Regions from separate parts of the Homo sapiens genome. Here region 1 is linked to region 2. A link is an interaction called in ENCODE POLR2A ChIA-PET data of the cell type or tissue named here. Cell type or tissue: Panc1. All regions are shown on one strand. Links, peaks and the distances in the headings refer to the core of each region. The heading gives the core; the rest is flanking DNA.

Region 1 (2,921 bases), core at 288-2,787, 76 kb after region 2:
TTTCATAAACCTAGCAATAATGTAATCCTTCCTTTCATTTGACTGGTTTACCATACTATATTCTCTCTGCCCTTTGACATTGGTTCTGCTTTCAAGCTATCCTGTGTTTGTGCAAACACAACAGATGAAGCTACTTTAACTGCTTTTTGGATTTATCTTCTTTCATAGTTTATAAATATGCTTCTTCTTAGAATAGCCACAATTCCGCTATCCTCAGAGGCATTCTACAATTCTGTTTTAGATATGATTCACCTACATCTTTCCTCAGCTGATTGCTACTAACTAATCCTCAAGCTCCGCCGTTGCTTTTCTTTCATAATACTTGTGGTTTAGAGATTTCAGACAAAACAAACACTTTAGTAAAACAAACTAAAAACTTAGTAGTAATTAACTTCATTCATATTTTGGCAAATATATAATATTCCATAAAGATACATACAGTAATTTACTTAACTATATCCCCATTATGGAAAACTGAATTTGTTTTCATATTTTAACAATGATAGAAAATGATATAATGAACAAATCTATAAAATTTTTCTAAATCTCTTTCTGCTTTTGAATAATTTCCTTAGGATAAATTCCCAGAATATTGAGATAAAAGGATAGAAATATCTTTATGATTCATTACTTATTGCAAACTGCTTTCCAAAACTTCATTTCAATTTATAATGCCAATCAACAGGGTATAAAAATAGCAGTTTTGGCCAGGCGTGGTGGCTCACGCCTGTAATCCCAGCACTTTGGGAGGCCAAGCTGCGTGGATCACCTGAGCTCAGGAGTTCGAGAGCAGCCTGGGCAACATGGTGAAATCCCATTTCTACCAAAAATACAAAAATTAGGCAGGCATGGTGGCCAGCACCTGTAGTCCCAGCTACTTGGGAGGCTGAGGCATGAGAATCGCTTGAACCTGGTAGGTGGAGGTTGCAGTGAGCTGAGATCGTGCCACTGCACTCCTGCCTGGGCAACAGAGAGAGACCCTGTCTCAAAAAATAAATATATAAATAAAAATAAAAATCGCAGTTTCAATAGAAACGTAAATGGGTTTAACCACTGCTACTGGTATCCCATTCATTTATTTTTCATTGACTTCATTCATTTATTTTTCATTGACTTTATTTCTTATACAGAATATTTTCTATAAGTCTATTTCCTATCTGTATCTCCTCGTGTGTGAATTAGAATCTATTCAGCAACTCTTTTCATGAATGTAATTTTCACTGTATTAACCATAATACATACATAGTCTTTATTAAAAGTAATCTCGAATGGTTTGAGACACAGAAAAAAATAAAAATTAGTTTCTTGGAACTGACACTTTTCTTAACATCAATTCTTTAAGTTCATCTACCTAGCCAAAAGTCTCATTGATTGTGATGACATTCCTAACCTATTGCAGCTATAAACAGCATCTCCACACAGATTTTCTTCTCTGTCTTACACAGAATTCAACTCTTTAGCAAACTTGATTACAAACTAGGTATATTTAATAATCTCCTCTAAGTTGAATGCCTCATTACAAAAAATCCTTAAACAAAAAATGTGTCAAGTAAGTTTTTAGAAATGTAGTCCTTTCAATCTTGAAAGTTTACAGGGAAGTAGTTACCTCTGTTTGCTTTTCAATTCCAGGTCTGCTGCCGTTGCCACACTGTGGCGTGTATCACTAGAGGCAATCACCAAGTGGAGAACAGCTTCAAGTTCAGGCACCTGTTCAGCTTCTATGAATTTCACGATTCCCAATTTGCACTGTAGATAAATGAAGGGAAGGAGAAAGAACAGTCAGGGGAGCAAAGGACACCCACTGAAAGTACTGCTTAACATATCAGTGTGGTCACAAGCCAAAGATGAGCAGTAACAACAGTAGCAGCTCCTACTTAGGCTTACAATGTGCCGGGGACTGTACTAAAGCACATATATTCATAATTTCACTTAATCCTCACAATAATAAATCAATCATTATACCCATTTTTTAGCTAAAAATACCGAGGCAAGGCTTAAAAGATTAAGACACTGGTAAACGACGATGGCAGGATTCAAACCCAAGCCTCTCTGACTCCAAAATTATTATGATACACAGCCTCCCTAGTGAGGTTACACAGCCTCTCTAGAGTGATGAAGTCTTGAAGTCCAAATTTGGGGCCTCCAGATAAGAGGGTGGTACACTAGGAATATAGTGCTCCATGGATTTTTCTGACAGTTCAAAAAAGAACTAAACAACTCACATTCCATGGAGTTTCACTCTATTGCTTACATACAAAGGATATGACTTCAAATGTTAGCTACTCAATGCAAGTGAAATTCTAATCAAACAGTTTTCAATTTAATTGACTGGCTGAAATGAAACAGACTAGAGAGATTCTGCTTAGAACTTCATGCAATGTGAAGATGCTATGAATTTCACTACAAATGACTCTATTTAGGATAAATACACCTGAAAAAATAAAGTTTCATTTTCATCTTAAAAAATCAGTCACATAACAGTTTTTACATATACTAGGATTAATAAAGTTTACAATTATTAAATGAGAAAAAAATGCAACTTAAAAAAGCATAACAGATCAAAAAAGGGCCTGCCTTCCCTCCCCTGCTCGATACAACTTACTTTTAACAACAGCTACAACAGAAAAGATTCAAACATTTGTACAGCCACAAAAAGGACACATGGAAGTCAAGTACACAAAGATATAAACTAAACAAAAAATGTGTAAAGAAAACTGAAAATGATACAGATGTCCATCAATAGGAGACTGGTTAAAACATATCACATATAATTGTAAACAAACATTAAAAAGAATTACTTTTTTAAAAATCCAAAATATTATTCAACATAAAAAGCAAACTACAAATAATGTATTACATGACAAGTAGAAATGTATTGTTTAAAACGGTGAACACACACACATGCACAGAGCAAAACTGTA
Region 2 (2,921 bases), core at 313-2,812:
ACAAAACAAACAAACAAACAAAAAAAAGTGGTTCAGGCCTTAATCCCAACACTTAGGGAGGCCGAGACGGGTGGATCACCTGAGGTCAGGAGTTCGAGATCAGCCTGGCCAACATGGTGAAACCCCATCTCTACTAAAAATACAAAAAATTAGCTGGATGTGGTGATGGGCACCTGTAATCCCAGCTACTCGGGAGGCTGAGGCAGAAGAATCGCTTGAACCCAGGAGGCGTAGGTTGCAATGAGCTGAGATGGCACCACTGCACTCCAGCCTGGGCAACAGAGCGAGACTCTGCCTCAAAAAAAAAAAACCTTGTTTTTTTAAGATTTATCTAAAACATAATTCAAACAGGCATTACTTTTTAGAGAAGTTTCAGGTTCAAAGCAAGATTGAGAGGAAGGTACAGAGTTCTCATATGCCCCCTACCCTCACACATGCACAACCTTGCCCACTGTCAACATCTTGTACCATAGTGGTAAGTTGGTTGCAACTGATGAACTTACATTGACATACAGTTATCACCTGAAGTTCATAGTTCGCCTTCGGGCTCACTCCTGGTGGTGTACATTCTATAGGTTTGGGCAAATGTACGACGACATATATTCACAACCGTAGTATTATACGGAGTATTTTCACTGCCTTAGAAATCCTCTCTGCTCTATTTATTCACCCTTCCCTTCCCCCAACTCCTGTCAATCACAGATCTTTTTACGGTCTCCACAGCTTTGCCTTTTCCAGAATGTCATATAGTTGGAACCATACAGGATGTAACCTTTTCAGATTGACTTCTTTCACTAATATAAACGTATGTTTTCTCCATGTTTTTAATGGCTTGATAGCTCTTTTTAGCACTGAATAATATTCCATTTTCTGGATATATCAGTTTATTTTATACTTTACCATTCACCTACTGAAGGACATCTTGGTCGCTTCCAATTTTTGGCAATTATGGATAAAGCTGCTATAAATATCCACGTGCAGATTTTGCATCGACACAAGTTTTCAATTTGCCTGCATAAATACCAATGAGCACAATCCAATGGTAAGGGTACGTTTAGCTTTGTATAGCTTTTTAAAAACAACAAATATTCTCAAACTCTATGTCCAGTATGGTGGAGTAACTTCCCAGAAGACTGCCTTGCATATAGAAACTATAAACACTGCATTCAAAACAAAACAAAACAAAAAAAACCCAAACAATTTTCTTAAGGCTCTAGAGTCGGAGTCGGGTAGATTTCGGCGGAGAGCCAAAACATGGAAGGGGCCGGCAGGGGGTGAGTTTTGGGGCTTTGTGGCTTTGTCCTTAGGGTAAAGCACAGTCAGCGTGGCACAGAACGGTGGAAGCTCCCACTGAAAATCACCCTCTCTCCAGCCTGAGGCAGGCAGAGCCCACTACAAAGTAAGGGGAAAATCCTGGATATAAAACAGCAGAGAAGAAGAACCCAAGTTTCTGTGTGTAACTCTGCCCAAGTCTGTGACTAATCTCTGAATCACTTACGTTCACGGCAGACTGCAAAAAGCTCAGCCAAAAAAAAAAAAAAAAAAAAAAGAGCTGAACTGAGATCTGAGCCACCTACCAAAGGGGAGATAGTTGGCAGTTTGAGTTTAACCATGTTCACTGCCTGCTCAAATTGAAAAGCAGCTCTTTGGAGGAACAGTCCAGAGTCTCCACGACATAACATGCACAATGTCTAAGAATGTTGGGTTACAGTCCCAAAATACCGGATATACAAAGAACCAGGAAATGATGTTGGAGGCCTGGGGGAGGCAATCAAAAAAGACCAAAGCCAAGATGATCCAGATGTGTAAGTATCAAATAAGAACTCAAAAGCAACTATAATTATGCTTCATGATGTTTTTTAAAATGTGAGAAAGATTAGAAATTGAAAATTTTAAAAAGAACAAATGGAAACCTTAGAATGGAAAATTAAAATATCTGAAATAAAGACTCACTAGATGGGCTTTAATATCAGAATAGACATGGTAGAGTCAATAAATTTAAAGCGAATTTTTAAAAAATGACTAAGACCTGTGGAACAATATCAAAAGATCTAACATATGTTTAACTAGAGTTCTAGAAAGAGAGGAGAGAGGATGGCACAGGGAAAAAAACATGTGGGTAAATGGCCAAAACAAAACAAAATTCACAATTCAGTAAAATTCACACATTTAGAAATTCAAAAATCGAAGCAAAACTTGAGGATAAATATGAAGAAAAGCACACCTAGGTACATCATAGTCAAAGTGCTGAAATCCAAAAATAGGAAAAATCATGAAAGCAGACAGAAAAAAACTACACACCACATCTAGAGAGCAACAATTTGCTCTGAGAACCTCAGAAATCATAATGGAAACCCTGAAGGCCAAGAAACACTGGGGCATCTTTACAGTGCTAAAATAAAATAAATACTCAAAAATACTGATGTTCAGAAAAGATATTGTATTTGAAGACTGTTCTGGAATCAAAAGTAGCGTAAAAGAATTATACATCTAACCACTAATACCCAACATTGGTCTTAAGAGTACTCTTTTCAAGAATACCCAAACAAACACAGATGTTCCTATTACCTGTTTTCTCACTGTCCTTTATCTTTTTCATAAAGGTTTTTTCAATACTACTTGAATGTAAAAGAAATGTATCATTTTTAAAGGTAAACACTTAAAACTTTGAGAAACTATCGTTTGAAAGGCTGTTTCCAACTTTTGTAGCATTATGGTTCACTTAAAAAAAAAGTTACTCTAGCTCCCTGGCTCCCACCTGTAATCCCAACACTGTGGGAGGCTGAGGCACATGGATCACCTGAGGCCAGGAGTTTGAGACCAGCCTGGCCAATGAGGTGAAACCCCATCTCTACTAAAATGCAAAAATTAGCTGGGTATGTTGGCAGGCACCTGTAATCCCAGCTACTCAGGAGGCTGAG

Evidence for each region. ChIA-PET counts read pairs that join two places held together with the same protein. Peaks named below come from ENCODE experiments on the same cell type or tissue, not always from the same donor. Only the 100,000 strongest peaks of a DNase experiment are listed, where the experiment ranks them.
Region 1: POLR2A ChIA-PET joins it to region 2 with 11 read pairs; 4 of 35 experiments call an interaction of 5 or more read pairs at or near these places.

What each region holds. Positions count from the first base shown.
Region 1 is chr9:111,431,627-111,434,547 of GRCh38, forward strand. It overlaps ECPAS (Ecm29 proteasome adaptor and scaffold), which reads right to left. Exons shown (of 50, transcript NM_001364929.1): 8 at 1,607-1,746. Among named protein-coding and RNA genes, the nearest start is that of ECPAS, 51 kb to the right of the region's middle. In Panc1, for the core only: no CTCF peak of the experiment used is centred there; no DNase peak of the experiment used is centred there.
Region 2 is chr9:111,355,357-111,358,277 of GRCh38, forward strand. No RefSeq gene overlaps it. Among named protein-coding and RNA genes, the nearest start is that of OR2K2, 27 kb to the left of the region's middle. In Panc1, for the core only: no CTCF peak of the experiment used is centred there; a DNase peak (open chromatin) is centred at 1,415; H3K4me3 peaks cover 663 bases; H3K27ac peaks cover 967 bases.